Linked DNA regions of Mus musculus: region 2 is linked to region 1. Evidence: chromatin loops called from intact Hi-C (ENCODE). Cell type or tissue: heart. All regions are shown on one strand. Links, peaks and the distances in the headings refer to the core of each region. The heading gives the core; the rest is flanking DNA. Region 1 overlaps Rab11fip1 (RAB11 family interacting protein 1 (class I)). Region 2 has its middle 12 kb from the start of Rab11fip1.

Region 1 (8,703 bases), core at 396-8,395:
CCTCAGCTAGAAGCGCTGAACCTCGGGAAGACAGAGTTGAGTAGGCAAGGCTAGCTGCTCCCGGGAGAGTTATAATGAGGAGTGAGATGCCATGGGCTTCCTTTGTATCCAATGAGATTGTGTGTTCCCAGAACTATAGTTGAGAAAAGGGGCAGCTTGCTGACCATAGGCTGTGCTTTGTCTGTCACCCAGCTGTTTGTCCTTCCCTGCTCTGATGGTCTTGGGCCTTGCAAGAATTATCTGCAGAGCAGACACTTCTCTTACAACCTTTATTTAGAGGAGCAGTGGTGGTGCACGCCTTTAATCCAGCACTAGGGAGGCAGAGGCAGGCGGATTTAATGTGAGTTCGAGGCCAGCCTGGTCTACAGAGTGAGTTCTAGGACAGCCAGGACTACAAAGAGAAAAACTGTCTCGAGAAACAAAAACAGACAAATAAAACCCCTTTTATTTACGTATATGTGTCAGTGTAATTATAGTCACGTGTGTGCAGAAGCCTGCAGTAGTCAGAAGGCATCGGATCTCCTGGAGCTAGGATGGCAGGCAGCTGCAAGTGGCCCAGAGTGAGTGCTAGGGACAGAACTCGGGCCTTCTAAAAGAGCAACAGGTACTCTTAACTACAGAGCCATTTCTACAGCCCCAGTGAAAGGATTCTTTAAAAGAGTGGCCTGGGCGTGGTGGCACACACCTTTTCTAATCCCAGCACTTGGAAGGTAGAGGCGGACAGATCTTTATGAGTTCTAGTTCAGCCTGATCCATTGCGTTCCGGGAAAACTGAGGAAGAAGACCATAGATTGATCTCACTGGAATCTGCACAGCATAAGCACAGGGTAAGGGTTAGGGACACACACACACACACACACACACACACACACACACACACACACACGAGTAAAACTGACTCTGACTCTGAGGTCCAGCACTTCTCCCTGCCCCAGATTCCCTGCCTCTGTCAGGGAACTTTTCCTATCACTGACAGGCACATGGGCAGGCATCTCTTCCAGGTCCTGCCTTCAGAAAGGATGGTCCCTTTGTCCAGGAGCGTCCCTTCCCCAATTTCCTGTCTGGGCTGAACAAAGAGGGGTCGAGTGGGGATGATAGGAATGGGAGAATGAGGAGTGGTGACTCACTGGCCAGCTCGGGGGGTGGGGGGGGGCTTACTAATTTGACTGCTACTCATTTTATTTTTTTCATAATTTCATTTTTTATGTGTGTATGCTTTTCAGACGGTGCAGCTGATGTTTTTATCCAGATCTCTAGAAGCAACTCCGTTAGCATTAGAAATAATAATGGGTTCTCAAGAATGTTTTTAAAGTTTTTGAGACAGGGTCTTCTTGTGTACCCTAGGCTGATTTCCATCCCTCAATCTTCCTGATTCAGTCTTGGAGTGTGGGTCACAGTTACATGCCACCGATTCTGCTCTGATGTCGTTCTTACATTATACACGGAACCGAATCAGATTGCTGGCATCTGTCACTGCAGCTCTTGGTACTTCGGGTATTTCATTCCTGGTACTTCCGGGACTTCCTGTCATCCACTCTGCTGAGAGCTACTGGCCACCCACAGTGGCGTCTGTTTTATCTGAGGCACTCCTGAGAGACTGCCACAATAGCTGCATTAGAGCCTCTGGGGAAGCAGACATGAAGAGGTAGCTCCAGACAGACTGCTGGGAAGACTGTCCAGGCATGGGCCGTGTGTGCAATGCCAATTTTTGAGATCGGGGCTTTTTCTAGAAGGGAGACCAGAAAGGAATGTGCTCAAAGAGATGCTGGTCTGGAGACAAGGAATCCCATCTGCCCTGCCCCGGGCTAGATACAGTCATTATAGCACACTGTCAGTCTGGTCTGCCCACCTTCCCTATGACTGCAAATTCTTGCAGTCTAATCATCTTGGGGAGGGCTAACACTGTGTAAAAAAAGGTACAGGGGCTATGAATAGCAGTCCTGGGTGGGCCCGGGAGAAACATTAAATAGATGGAATTCCTCAGATCATCTGTTTAGACCCTTCTAATCTAGTGTGAGCCACCAGTGAGGTGTGTGACCCCGCCCTAGCTGTGTTACTCTCTGCTCACTTGACCGCAACTTTGGGACCAGGCCACTTTCATTCTGAGGATTCTTGTAGCCACTCCAAGCTTGGCTGTCTCATCAGGCCTTGGAGCTGTTTTGATTGCGTTTCTTCTCCATCACCTGAGCTCTTTAGTGGACACTCATTCTCCAGCACTCACTGACAAGAGAGCCACAGTATGGAGTGTGGGCAGGGCTTGTCTAGGTCTTAGTCACCTTTCCCTTTTTTTTTTTAAGATTTATTTATTTATTATATGTAAGTACACTGTAGCTGTCCTCAGATACTCCAGAAGAGGGGATCAGATTTCGTTACGGATGGTTGTGAGCCACCATGTGGTTGCTGGAATTTGAACTCACGACCTTCAGAAGAGCAGTCGGCGCTCTTACCCACTGAGCCATCTCGCCAGCCCCCCTTTTGTTTATATATGTGTGTGTGTATTTATATATACACACAGTCACACAAGCATGTACTCACACTCTCACACATAAACTCATACATGTGTGCACACACAGAATATATATATATATGTATATATGTGTGTGTATGTATATATATATGACTGAAGAGGAGTAATATGCCCAACTTCTTGAACATCCAAAACTAGAGATATCTGTTAACATTTTCTTTACCTCTTCTTTTGAAAAACAATATTTTGAGATAAACCCTTATAGCCCAGGCTGACCTCAAATTCATGCTCATCTGCCTCCGCTGGGATTTCTGTGTGCCACCACTCCTAGCTGACATGTGACAGATAAGAAGTGGTCACAGGACCCACTTTACTGCACTCAGCAGAGATACTAGATACTCCTCCAGACTGCGCTTCTGGGAGACTATAGAGCTGGAAAACTATCTGGCCTTATGCAACGTCTCTGAGGGGATTGAATTATGTGGACTCCATTTTCCCAGTCTGAGCTATTTTCATAATTCCACTAGAATCAAAGAACACTATCTCCTTGCCCCAATATCAATTCTAGAATAGTGATATGCTTTTTGTATAAAAGGCCAGATAGCAAGGGATTTCAAAATCATGGACTGTGCTGAAGCCATGTGACCCTGCTATTATAAAGTTGAAAATAGCCAAAGACATAAGTAGCCATGAACATAAATGAGTATGGTCCTGCCTAGTGAATCTCCTTCTGTGAACACCAAAGTTTGAATTTCATGTAATGGATGCCACTATCTTGATTTTTCTTTAAATCACGTAAATCTACAAATCCCTCTTGGCTTGAAAGCTGTGTAAGCGCAGTGCGACAGAGCAGAGCTTGATGGCCGCTTTTCTAAACCTCAAAGTCAGACAGGTTAGGAAGTTTCAGACTCCTGGGCTGCAACAATCCCCTGCCAGAGCCTTGGACTCTTCCTGTGCAGCTGTGACTGATACCGCACCTACCTGAATCTGCCCTTCGACACCCAGATGCGACTTAGGAAGCTAAGGGTCTCCTGTCTCTAAGTCTGTCTCATTTGTCTAATAGACTCAATATCTGCCTTGACCAAAAATTAAAATTAGTTTGGTGCCTCCCTTTTGCAGTGAAGGTGCAGCCTGAGTCTATCACCCATCAATATTCTTGAACAAAAGCAACGATCTCTTTTCAAATCTGTGGAGGCTGCATCTGTGTCACCAACATGACCCTTTCCAGAGCTCAGGATACAGTCTTCTGTGTGACAAAGCAGAGAACCAAAATGCTGAGAACATTCACCCTTGAGCTTTTGGTTGTGGGAGGTGCTGGACCAAGTAAGCCAGTTTGGGGTCAGAATTGATGGTCAGGATGCCCCGGGGGGGGGGGGGCTGTAGGGATCCTGAAGATGGTGCTGAAAGGGGAGCCCCGAACACAAGATCTGCTTGTTTGGTTATTAAGCTCAAAGGTAAGGAAGGCTGTGTGCTGACACCTTGGGTTTACTGAAGGACAGGCAACATCCTGCAAACGGAACAAGGATGGGCTGATAGCAGAGGGCCCTCCAGCAGCAGATTCCCCGCTGTGGCCCATAGGTGGCAGTCATGCTTTAGAAAGGACCTGGCTTTTCTCGGTGGGTGGATGTCAGCTCCGATCTTATCAGCCCACGTTGGTAAAGTACTGATTGTTGCAAATTATGGTCATCTTCACGAGGGTATGTTCAAAACAGAGGTCCTGTGTGGTTAAGAGTCCCACTATAGGAGCGAAGAGCCTGGTGTGATCGATTGAAAAAGGCAGGTTTATTTGGGTTTCTCATTTCAGATTGGCTCTTCTGCCCTAAGTTTGTGTTGCCACAGCATATCCTGGCTGGGACATAGGGCTGATCCTTCATAGTGGCCAGGAAAGAGACTCAGGAAGGAGTAGAGTTCTCAGCATCCCCTTCAAGGACATACCCCCAATGACCTAAATTATTTTCACTACATTTCCCTCCTAGCACTTGGGCCATCTTCCAATAGTGCCACAGGCTGACAACCAAAATCCTCAGTGTCTGTACATGCAGGCACTGATAAACCACAGTGCACGTGTGGGGGACAGCTAACTTACAAGGCACTAGCCCTCTCCTTCCACAGTGGGTTCTTAGGATCCAACCCAGGTCCCCAGGCTTGTGTGGCAAAGCCATCGTGATGGTCACCCAGCATGTAATACGAGGCTTTGGAAAACATTTAAGATTGAAAAGCCAAACAGTGATCTCTTTTTAAAGGGCATCGTCCTTAAGGGAAAATCCTGGCATTAAGTCAAAGTAACCGCATCAGGTAGCATTCAAGGCTACCTGGCTTGAGATGGGCAGGTGCTTGCTGGACCTTGGGGGTTAACCTCTACCAGAAGTCCAGATTTGGGAAAGCTTCTATTTATGCTGTTTATATACTCTGTAACCATTTCCCTGGTCTTCTTTGTCTGATCTATCTATCTAAACAAAAGCTTTCTGTTAGTAATTGTCAAGTTAAAGGGACTCATAGGACAAGACACTTGTGACCTTTCTCAAAGTGGATATTTGAAAACATACTAGGCTGACGGTAAGTGCTCATTGGTAGCAGTAGCAGGAACCAACCTGAGGGAAACAAAGAGGCAAGAGAAGCAAACCTCACAACGACAATCATTTAGGAAAACTTTGCTCTCAGAGACTCTAGAATTCCCCAAGCTGTCCGGCCCTCCTTAAGAGGGCTGTGAGTTTTATCAAGAATCTATTTGGGGGGGCTGGGATTATGTTCATGAGCCCTGTAATGTGATTTCTGTGGGGGGAACAGTATCTGCCCCCTTCCAGAGTCTATGGAGTGGGGCGGTGTCTATGAGCCACGCTCCACACCTGTGAGGCTAACAGATGCTCCACAGCCTCGATGGAAAGGTGAGCTGGATTAGTGAGCGGGGGAGGAGACATCTGATAACTTCTTAGTGATCAGCTGAGCTGACTGCCCCTGGGGTCTGCTTGTCATATGGGGTGCTTCTGAACCCAAGGCAAAGACTTCCCTCTGGAAACTTTTGGGTAGACATTCTCATGGTGTTAATGCCATGGTCACTCAGGACTATGAAGAGTCAGGACAGAGATGCAGTCGTTGGCACAGATCATGGTGGTGGCTGCAGGGCTTTGTGTGAGACCACCATCCAACAAGACAGAAGGAACTTGTATCACACCCAACCTGAAGTACAGACACAAACCTTGAAAGGTAGTGTGATTGTATTTATTGTTAGGAAGTCTTAGGGTTTTGTTTGTTTTGAGACAAGGGCTTGTGTATCGCCGTCTGACTTAAACCTCCCTATGCTGCTGAGAATGCAATTGAACTGTTGGTCACCCGATTTCACCTCCCTGGTGCTGGCTGGGATTACAGATCGTCCGTCACATTGCTCAGTTTACAGTCCTGGGGCTGGAGTGTGTGATCAAGCCTAGTGCTTTGCACATGTAAGGCAAACACACAGTATTAGGTGAACCTTCCGTTAGAGGGAGGTGAAAGTCAATTTAGTAGCTTATCAAAGTAGGTAGGAAAAGTCAGAGTTGGGGTTGGCATGGGTTCACCTCTCTCTCTCTCAAAAAAAAAGGCTTTTTTATTTAATATATGTAAGTACATATAGCCCTCTTTAGACACACCAGAAGAGGGCACTGCATTCCATTACAGATGGTTGTGAGTCCCCATGTGGTTGCCAGGAATTGAACTCTAGACCTCTGGACGAGCAGTCAGCTCTCTCTCTCTCTTTAAAGATTTTATTTATTATTATAAATAAGCACACTGAAGCTGTCTTCAGATACACCAGAAGAGGGTATCAGATCTCATTACAGATGGTTGTGAGCCACCATGTGGTTGCTGGGATTTGAACTCAGGACCTTCGGAACATCAGACAGTGCTCTTAACTGCTAAGCCATCTCTCCAGCCCCAGTCAGAGCTCTTAACCACTGAGCCATCTCTCCAGCCCGGGTTCATGCTTCTTATCTAAGACAATAGATTTTCAGTCTTGAAGGATCCTCAATTAGTACCCACCCCCACCCTCAGAAAAAAAAATTAAAAGCTGTGAATGATAGCACACTCTGATATTCCCAGCACTCAGAAGGCAGAGGCAGGAGGATAATGAGTTCAAGGTCATTAATAGCCATAAAATCAAGATTAACCTGGCTCACATGAGAAACTGTCTCAAAAAACAAAGACAGAAACACAACTCGGGGGAGGGTCCAGCTAAGAGTGTAACTCAGCAACAGAGCATGGAATTAGCAAGCACAAGACACCCAAAGGGGGCGGTGTGGTTGACTGGGAGAAGAACCTAGGGATGGAGAACTCTAGCCTCGATACAGTGCACGGTGAAGCGTCATGGACCAGCCTCTCTTGCTGGACAGCAGTGGAGCATGGCACAGGGCAGGGTTGCTTGCTCCTTCTTTCTGTGGCCCAAGTAAAGGTAATATGGTGGAATAAAACAGGGAAGCCAGGCCAAGTGCCGAAGCCAAAGATAAGATGATATGAAACGATTAGGCCAAGGGCTGGCTGGTTTTTAGGATGCTGTCCTAAAATGGAGTATGCTGGTATTTAATCCAACGCCTTCATACCCCACCCAAATCTCTGGCTGGGCTTTCTTGGAGGTAGCCAGGCATGGGCAAGGAAAGGGCTCTTTCTTTCTTCTTTCTTCCCTTCCTTCTCTTCTTTCTCCAGAGTGTAGGCCCCTCCAGGGCACCTCAAGTTGGCATCAGTGGAAGCTACAAGCACAAGGCAGAGGTCAGCCTCAGTAGCTCCAGGGCTCTCCCTGTCACCAGCCTCTGCCAGTGGCTCAATGCAGGTTCGGCTTCCCTTGGTTGGTATCACTCCTTAGTGCCCGACCAAATAGTCAGGAACAGTTATTATAAGTAGGCAGGGCCTCTATTACCTTGTGAGGTACAGCAACGTCAGAAAGGCAGTGTTTCCCAGCACTGCAGAAACCAGCAAAGCCCCCGAAGTAAACTGTCCTTCATTCTCCAGAGTCCCCAAGTGGCATTTCAGAGCACAGGAATTCACTTCACCTAGACGGTCCTCGCTAGAGCTGACTCGGTTACATACCAAAGGTCTGAGTAGCAGTAGAGACCTCCAGACTCTTCATACACAAGGCAGCTCCCCAGGCTGCCTCTTCTGAGCAGTGCTCCAGTGCACTTAGGTTATCACAGTAAAAATGCACTTATATCAAGTTAAAAACAAAAAAAACAAAACAAAAAATCAAACCAAAACCCCAGGATGCAGAACAGAAATATACATGTACATTTTCAGAGATCAAGTGGATACAGTTTCTTTATAGGCATATTAATGAATTTCATGACACTAAAAAAAAAAAAAAATACAAATCATCTCAAGAAATTTACAGTGGTCCCTAGTACTGTAAGAGAGATTAAATAAAAATACGTGTGGATCATCAACAGCTTGTTAGGTAAATCAAGTTACAGTCTTGCCCTTCAGATTAAAGTGCTGCAGTATAACCAGCGTTCCTCACCTTCCGGGTGATAAGAACACACAGATTCTTCATTGAGAACCACCGCTACCCCACCCTATCCACGGCAACCCTATCCACGGCATTGGCCTATGACTCGCTGAGCAGAGGTGTTAAGATTTAGTGAGATTTTTTATTACTACCAGGAAGAAAAAAAAAAATCATGAAACATTTTAATTCCAGAATGAGGTGACCAGCAATGGAATTCCCTCTACTAGTGAAAAAGCGGCCGTGTGTGTGTGTGTGTGTGTGTGTGTGTGTGTGTGTGTATATTAAGGTGTGCATCTATATGTGTATGTATATATACATATGTGTGTGTTTTAAGATGTGTGTATATATGTATATATATATATATATTAAGGTGTGCATATATGTGTATATATATATATGTGTGTGTGTGTACATTTTATAAAAAAAAAAATACATTGATCTACCAGGAATGGTGGCACATACCTGTAATTCCAGTATTTGGAAATTTGAAAAACTGAGGCGGGGGTGGGGGTGGGGGTGTGTGTATGTGTGAAAAGCTTAAAGCCAGTGAGATCTGTCTCAAAATAGCAGCAACAAAACTCCCCAAATCAGGAGGTAGCAGCAAAGAAGCAGATGCCATCCTGTAGCTCTTCACAACTGTTCCTTACCGCTGACGTGTGGCTGGGGCGCTCTACCCCTGAGCACTTACCCAGCCCCTGCCTGAGCCTCCTTCATCTTGAGAAATCAGTGGACTGTCTACTCCCTTCCAGGAAACGCCATTGAGACAAGCCGA
Region 2 (8,703 bases), core at 310-8,309, 49 kb after region 1:
AAAAAAATAATTTAAAAAAAGATAAAGATGAAATCATGACTCTCATACAGATATAAAATGGTCACTAAAATTTTATTTAGGTTATCAATAAGAGAAACTGGTAAGATGCTATGACCTGTTCAGAGGTGAGCCCTCAGGAACATACACATTTATAGGTCAAAGATGTCTTAACGAATGGCAGATGGAAGCAGAACTGGTTTTTCCTCGGTGGAGAAGGGCAGTGTCACAGCTAGACAATTGGCTTTCATGAATGTTGCATTGTTAGTGGTTGTCTATAGCTTACAGTGCTGCAAAATAGCTGCCATTGACTCTAAACGGGATGCCCCAGAGTGTGCTGCAGATAATGAAAGTTTCCACCGAAGCACAAACACTGCCCTGCCATATAATGTTACAGAGTCCGGAATCACTTTTTGTCATTTTGTTTTGTTTTGTTTTGTTTTGTTTTAGGACTGTTTCTCTGTATAGCCCTAGCTATCCTAGAATTCGTTCCGTAGACCAGGCTGGCCTCAAACTCAGAGATCAACCTGCCTCTGCTGGGATTAAAGGTGTGTGCTTCCACTGCCCTGCCAAGAATCACTTTTTAATGCATGAATATGCAGGACAGCCAGAGTTGTGGATTTCAGTCTCAGCCTTTGTCCATGAGCTTTTCAACCAATACCATGTTTCAGAACACTATTCTGTCCAGTGTGTGTGTTTTGTGTGTGTGGTGTGTGTGTGTGTGTATGCATATATGTATGTATGATGTATGTATGTATTATGTATGCACATATGTATGTCACAGCTAGTGTATAGGGGTCATATGACGACATTATGGTGTCTGCTCTCTCTTTTCTCCTTAGCATAGATATCAGGGATCAAGCCGGGCAGTGGTGGTGCACACCTTTAATCCCAGCACTTGAGAGGCAGAGGCAAGTGGATTTCTGAGTTCGAGGCCAGCCTGGTCTACAGAGTGAGGGAAAGTACAACAGAACGAGTGCCCCCGTCACACCCACACACCCACACACCCATACATCCACACACCCACACACCCACAAGCTCTTGTCAAGGCCAACACGCGATTTATGGGGCTGATATGGACAAAAGCTGTTCTCTGTCAATCATCTGAAAGAAAAGGAGATTTTCACAGAGACAACAGAACCAAGGGGCTTAGGGAATCTTGGCAAACAAGCACCGTGTTGTTTTCAGTCTAGCCTTGGGAGAGGTATACATGAGAATCCTAAGACAGTCTCACTGACTTGAGGAAGGCGATTGCTTAGGAGAGGGACATGTGCAATAGAAAATAAAATGAAAGAAACAAGCAAGGCATAAAGGCATACGTAGACCAGTGGTTCTATGCTATTTTATGTGTACAGTTTGCTTGTTATCTCAGCCTCTCTCTCTCTCTCTCTCTCTCTCTCTCTCTCTCTGTGTGTGTGTGTGTGTGTGTATGTGTGTGTGTGTGTGTATACATGTGACAAACAAACCCAGGGACTTTTCCATGCTAGGCAAGCACTCTACCCCCAGCCACTTCCTAATCCTCATAGTGTTCTTTTAGAAAAGTCATTTCCAGTGTTCTGGCTTTATGGATTTATAAGCTCTCTAGTCAGGGTTTGGGGAAGGATCACAAGTCAATAACGGCACACCCATCCAGCCGTGTCCTCCCACCCTACCCCCTGCAATCAGGAATCTCAGCAGCCTAAGGCTCAGACCAGGGAGGCTCTGCCATCTTGCTCTGGGAGGAGAGCCTTCCTCCACCGGTGTTCTCATGATCTGACCACGCAAGGATGACGGTTTCTTATGTCATCACGTGGTTCAGTCGGCATCAGGCATCTAGTCCTTTAAGGAGTTTTCTTTCTATTTATTTGTTCCCTGCCCTGTTCCCCAGAAGGATTCAAGGTCGTCTCCAATCCACATACATAAAGCTAAGCTGTATAAACCAGAGGGGCCAGAGAAAGGCAAAGTGGAAGCAAAGGAGGCAGAGGGGAGACCAGTGTGCTTGTGACCTCTGAGGGCTTTGGTGTCCTTGATGCTTTATCATTTACTGGGGCTGTGAGACCAGCGTGGTGTTTTCACTTCCCGGAGCCCTGTCTCCAATGGAAGCAAGGCCCAGGGAGATAGATGGATGGCTGACTCCAGGGGCTTAACATTCCTCTCATTTCAAGGCTTTGACCCTCATGCAGGTACCATGAGGCCACCTACTACTTGCTCATGCCTTCCGAACCTTTCTTTTCTTTGCTGAATAACAACAACAACAACAACAACAACAACCTGGAAGTTAAAACGTACATCTAAGAGGCCAACCAGATAGCTCAGTAGGTAAAGGCACTTGCTGCCATGTCTATTTACGAGTTTAACCTCTGAGACTCACATGATGATGGAAGGAGAGATCCAACTTCTAGGGGCTGTCCCCTACCTTCCAGTGCATGCTTTGGTACACACATGTCCCCGCCCCCCTCCCCCCAATAAATAAACAGGCTGGAGATGTGGATCATCAGTGAAAAGCCCTTGCTGCTCTTCCAGAGGACCCGTTTCATGTCTAGCACCCACATGGTACAGTTCACAATCACCTGTAGCTTTAACTCTGGTGAATGCAATATTACATCCTGGCTACTAGGCTGTATGCATGACCAGTTCTCAAGTTCAAAGTTACTACCTATAAACTTCAAATCTAGGGAATCCAAAGCGCCTGTACCCATATGCACAAACCTATACACATATTCAAAACCAAGTAATAACCCTTTAAAAATAAATATAATTGCCAGGCAGTGGTGGTGCACGCCTTTAATCCCAACATTTGGGAGGCAGAGGCAGGCGGATTTCTGAGTTTGAGACCAGCCTGGTCTACAGAATGAGTTCCACAACAGTCAGGGCTACACAGAGAAACCCTGTCTCGAAAAACGAAAACAAAAACAAAATTAATATAATTTAATTTTAAAATATGTCTAAGGTGGGGCTGAGAAGACACCTCAGTGATGATTAAGAGGGTTTTTATAGAGGATCCATTTTGGTTCCCAGCACACACTACACTGGCAACTCATTTTCTTCTCTTCTGTAACTCCACATCCAGGAGATCCAATGCCTTACTCTGGCCTCTAAAGGCAGCAGACACATGTGGCACACGCACACACACACACACACACACACACACACCAGTCATATGTATAAGAAATATAAGTAAATCAGGGGCTGGTGTGAGAGTTCAGCAGGTAACATGTTCACTGCCCAGCCTGATGACCAGAGTTCAATCCCCAGGACCCACAAGATCGAAAGAGTGATTTCATGGTAGACGCATGAAACTGACTTTTATAACTTGTTCTCACGCTCCCATACTCACGTGATACCACATGTGAATCACACCCCCATGAAATAAACGTGTTTTAAAAATAAGAAATAGTTTTAATAAATATAAAACTAAGATATGTTTTACTGCAGAGTTCCAGCTCCCTCTGCTTGTTTTGTTTTTTTTGTTTTTTTTTTTTTTTGACAATTTTGAGGATCAAACCTAGGACTTCCTCTGTGTAGCCCTGGCTGTCCCAGAACTCTCTCGGTAGACCAGGCTGGCCTCTAACGCAGAGATTCACCTGCCTCTGCCTCCTGAGTGCTGGGATAAAGATGGACACCATCACCACCCATCCCGAACTCAGCTTTCTGAGGAAAGGTGCCAAACTTAAAACCATGAGGAGCAGGCAGAGGGTGCTGTGTGCTGGGCAGAAGAAGTATGGAGACGCCTCTGAATTTCTTCACCTCTCCAGAAAGACTTCAGGTGGCCTCCACCCAGGACTTTACCAGAACTGCATTCCAAAGGCCTTTGAAATCCGAACACACACACACACACACACACACACACACTCTCACTCTCTCTCTCTCTCTCTCTCTCTCTCTCTCTCTCTCTCTCTCTCTCTCTCTCTGATCCCAGCTGCATTCTGTCCTATGATCCACTGAGGAGCTCTGCAAAGCTTAAGGAGGAAGAAAAGTCCTTTGTCCAGCACCGTATTTGGCGGTAGTCATAAAAGGAGGTGGTTAGCAGGCTATAGGGGACTAATTCCCATGTTCAAAGTTCAGGTTTCTTGCTAGTGCCCAAGTTTGCTGAACATCGCCACCTGCTGTCTCAAAACTTGATGACCAGGAAAAGCCTCTTAGTCTAAGTTTGAGAATCAAAAAAAAAAAAAAAAAAAAAAAAGTCAGAGGGAAGGAAGACAGGACAATCCTGTGGGCCATTGTAACCCCCTCCAACAAAGCCCACCAATTTTCCTAACTCTGTGGTTCCTTTTAGCAGCTGGACCACAGTGGGGCCTCCCACTGTCAACTTCCTGCTGATTAAACAGCTCCCAGACCAAAATGCTGCCAGTGACTCCTGTAGTGCAGGATCCTAAAAGATCTAGAGGCGTTATTGTCTAGAAACTCCCCCCTCTTCCTCCACTCTTTGAGACATGGCCTTCCGTAGCCTAGACTGGCCTCAAAGTTTTTGGGTAGCTGAGAAACGTTTTGATCCCCGGAGTGCTGGAATTTTAAGGTATGTGTCCCTCCGCCTGTGGTTTTTGTTGTTGCTTGTTTTTGTTTTGTTTTTGGTGCCAGGGATGGAGCCCAGGACTTTGTGTCTGCTAGGCAAACACTGTGCCAACTACATCCCAATTTTTGGCTTGGGAACTTTTTTCAAAGTTATGGTAAAGTCGTCCGGTGAGGTGGCTCAGCAGGCAAAGGTGCCTGATGATCTAAGTTTGAGCTCTAGGCCCCGTATAATGGAGGGGAGAACTGACTCTGGCACATTGTCCTCTGCTCTCTGCGCATCCACAATAATGTGAATGTAGACACAGACACCAGGAAGGAGGGAAGGAAGGAAGGAGGGAAGGGAGAAAGGAAGAAAGGAAGAAAGGAAGGAAGGAAGGAAGGAAGGAAGGCAGGGAGGGAGGGAGGGAGGAAGGAAGGAAGGATAGATACTTTTGAGACAGGGTCTCTCTATGTTGCCAACGTTGTGGTAAAACACAAGGCCCCACATGCACATGCCTGCATCACAAGTCCTCTGGAGGTGTAGGCAATAGGACCTTGAGTTTGAGGTCAGCCTGGACACAGTACGTTACATAGTAAGACTGTCTCAAAGGGAAGTGTTCTATGTTAAGTCTCAAACCCTGAGATATGCCTATGGAGCATATCAAAGTAGACCTGACTCCCAGATTCTTTCAGCATCCTTCAGTCCCTACCTGTTACAGTGATGTGGCTGGCATACCCCACCCTCTAACCCTGAACCCTGCATCCCAGGAACTGAGCCCCCCCCCCCCCCCTTAGATGCTCTTCTCTATAGAATGCAGCCATTTTGGTTACCCTCCCTTTTTTTTTAACCTTTTGCTCTCTTAGCTGTTGCACCTGGTTCCCCTCCCTTCTCTCCCTCCCCCTCTCCCCTCATTGCTCAGGGCCATTGTCCATTCTGGAGAATCCCAGATGTCCCTGCCTCTGGCTGTGCACTCCCTTTTATCTACTGTCAACACTCCCCTGCCCCCCCCCCCCCACACACACACCTAGGAACAGCCGGACCCTTTCCTTTTTGTTTCTTTTTTTCCGTTCGCCTTGGTGAGATGCACATGAATTGTGCAGCTAGTCGTCAGAGCGCTGTCCGTGATAGTCCTAGAAACACTCCAGGCTACCTTCTCTCTGTCAGATTTTCCGGCCAGGCCCACATTGCTGCCAGTGCTTTCTGATGGGGAATTTACTGAAACTGTGAAGCTTCTGGAAGCTCAGAGCCTCAGGGTTCCCAGCTTTGCCACTGCCTGAGGGCTGGGTTCAAGCTGTGGTCGATTGCCAGCTGCTTCTAGCCTTTCTTCCTTCAGGCAGTGGCTACTTCCTGGTATTGGTACCTCCTGCTTAAGTGAAGGCAGAGGGAGGGGAGTAGAGGGTTGTCTCCCTGTTGCTATGACTCTGGGGTGACTGTCTGGGAAGGTACTGAAGATGGTATCTGTCCTGCCAGGGTCCCACAGACTCCGAGGAAATACCAGATGGAGCTCATGGCGTCTGAGAGCTTCTGACATTGCACAGATTTATGTGTGTGTCAGAATATGTTTTTCTAGGGCCATGGGCTCTTACCTTAGGTCCTGTACTGGCTGGGTTTGTGTCAACTTGACACAAGCTGGAGTCATCAGAGAGAAAGGAATTGCCTCCCTTGAGGAACTGCCTCCGTGAGATCCAGATGTAAGGCATTTTCTCACTTAGTGAGCAATGGGGAAGGGCCCAGTCCATTGTGGGTGATGCCATCTCTGGGCTGGAGGTCCTGAGTTTGGCTATTACAAGTTCTATAAGAAAACAGGCTGAGCAAGACATGGGAAGCAAGGCAGTAAGCAGCACCCTCCATGGCCTCTGCATCAGCTCCTGCCTCCAGGCTCCTGCCCTGGTTTGAGTTCCTGTCCTGAGTTCCTTCTATGATGAAGTGTTGTGGAAGTGTGAGCCAAATAAACCTTTTCTTCTCCAACTTGCTTTTTATTTGGGAGAGCAGGGCCATGGCATTTAGTCTCAGCAATAGAAACCCTAGCTAAGACAGGCCCTAGCCCTCCTTGGAGATACACGTCTGGGGTTTTGCTTTGTTTCGCGCTTCTTTCTGAAGAATCCAGGGCTCTGAGTGACATGGTGTCCTACAGAAGCCCTTGCTTGATGTGTGTCGTGGTTTTGAACTGACTGAGGAAATCCAAGAATATGAAGGACATCACTAAGATGACACTTGAGCCAAGATCCCAGGAAGAGCGGTGGTACACACCCAGCACCTGGCGGGCTGAGGGAGGAATTTTATGAGTTCAAGGCTAGCCTGACTACGTAGCAAGATCCTATTTCACAAAATAAAAACAAAAACTGCAGACATTTGTTGAAAGTTGGAAAAACAGGAAGGCTATTCAGATGTCTCCTATAATGCATCCTGGCCCTGGTGTCTTCTTACATTCCTTCCTGGAGACTAGTGATGCTGGAATTTTCTAGAAGACTCCTGCTAAGTCATCAAGTACTTAGTACAAATCAGACTATCTAAGTGAACCCAAATGAGCTTCCCCACCCAAACACATAAAAGAGCATTTTGTCATAATTTTATAAAGAAAAAAAAATCAGACACTTAAAGTAGGTAACCTCTTCTCTAGTGTCCCAAAGATCGAGAACCCAGATTTGAACCCAGGCATCTCACTCTTAAGCACACTTTCCAAATCAATGGGCTTTCCTTTAAAAAACACAAATGTAAGAAAATGTAGTAAAGCTAATTGAATTATAGAATCCTCTAGGACATTCATTTTCATTGGAGGAACACAAGCTGCTGGTCGCGATGCCTTACGTCATTGTAAGCACGCACGCACACATGGACAGAGGACGGACGTACATACTCACGCGCGCTTAGACAGGCTGTCTTCTCTCTGACTAGCCTCCAACCTTTCTAGCCTGCAGCTACTGCACGCTTACACTGTGCTGTGCGGGTGCAGGCTAAGTAAGCTCTCTACCAGCTGAACTCAGTCTCCCCCCTTTTCAAACTGCCCCCTGGAAGCAGGATTGTACTGAGTGAAGAGCAGGAACTTAAGAGTCTGACCACACTGCCTGTATTAGTCAAGGTTCTCTGGAGGAAAAGAACCAATAGAATGACTGTATGTTACAAAAGGGATTTATTAGAATGGTTAACATGATATGGGTTAGGGAATCTAGCGATGGCTACCTGCACACAGGAGAAGCCAGGCTACAGAAGTGGTTACAGGCTGGATGCTGTGAGAACTAAAGTTATGTCCTACTGTGCCTAAACCCCTTGCACAAGGATTTCCTGAGATGCTAGAGGCTATTGTTTACCGGTGATAAGAAGCCACACGTTTTTTGGGTTTTGTTTTTAAAAGATTTATTTATTTTATGTGTATCAGCATACTGTGTTCAGGCACACCAGAAGAGGGCATTGGATCCCATTACAGATGGTTGTGAGCCACCATGTGGTTGATGGGAATTGAACTCAGGACCTCTGGAAGAGCAGTCAGTGCTCTTAACCGCTGAGCCATCTCTCCAGCCGGAAACCATAAGTTTTTACTCCCCTAAATAAGTCTGTTTGACTCGACTGTGCTATGCCTGATCGGGTGTAGGCAGGAGGTATGTAGGCAGAAAATACATCAGGATGTATACACTTGGTGCCTGATTGGATGTAGGCAGGAGGTACACAGGTAGGAAGTACAACGGGATATTTGCTTTGCCCTGTTTGGAACTGATGGGAAATATGAGGTGGCCTTATAGTTTTGCCCTTTTAGGACTCTGAAATATGTCACTTGTCTTCATTTCTTAGGAATATACCTTGGGATTTTCCTGGCCAGAGTCCATTACCCTCATTAGTATTTTATTAAAGCTTGCTTAAATTGGGCTCAAAAATTGTGTAACTGGTCTTTCTCTTGGGCATCTCAAGTTAACAATGCTTCAGTCATTCTAACCTGGTGCTAAAGGCCTGGAAAATTCCTGGAGAGCCACTGATCTTCAGTTCTCTTTGAAAAGCCAAAGAAGCTGGATTCCATTGTCAGTGAAGGGTGGGGGCAGCAGCTGCAGCAGCAAGGTAGACATAGTCACCGGCAAGCAGAACAGCCAGCAGGCAAAAATAACATTCTATCCCCTTCAAACAATATTATGGCTGGGCTTCCACAAGAAGGTGCTTGTCTTAGTTAAGGTTTTACTGCCATGAACAGATACCATGATCAAGGCAGCTCTTATAAGGAAAGAATTTAATTGGTGCTGGCTTACAGA

Evidence for each region. Peaks named below come from ENCODE experiments on the same cell type or tissue, not always from the same donor. Only the 100,000 strongest peaks of a DNase experiment are listed, where the experiment ranks them.
Region 2: it touches region 1 in a loop (4-fold over the local background); 39 of 42 quality-filtered maps call a loop at or near these places.

What each region holds. Positions count from the first base shown.
Region 1 is chr8:27,133,109-27,141,811 of GRCm38, forward strand. Rab11fip1 (RAB11 family interacting protein 1 (class I)) reads right to left here. Exons shown (of 6, transcript NM_001080813.2): 6 at 5,665-8,703. Among named protein-coding and RNA genes, the nearest start is that of 4933416M07Rik, 5.4 kb to the right of the region's middle. In heart, for the core only: a CTCF peak has its summit at 4,040; no DNase peak of the experiment used is centred there; H3K4me3 peaks cover 732 bases; H3K27ac peaks cover 1,422 bases.
Region 2 is chr8:27,182,628-27,191,330 of GRCm38, forward strand. No RefSeq gene overlaps it. Among named protein-coding and RNA genes, the nearest start is that of Rab11fip1, 12 kb to the left of the region's middle. In heart, for the core only: a CTCF peak has its summit at 4,081 (motif pointing left); no DNase peak of the experiment used is centred there; H3K27ac peaks cover 1,192 bases.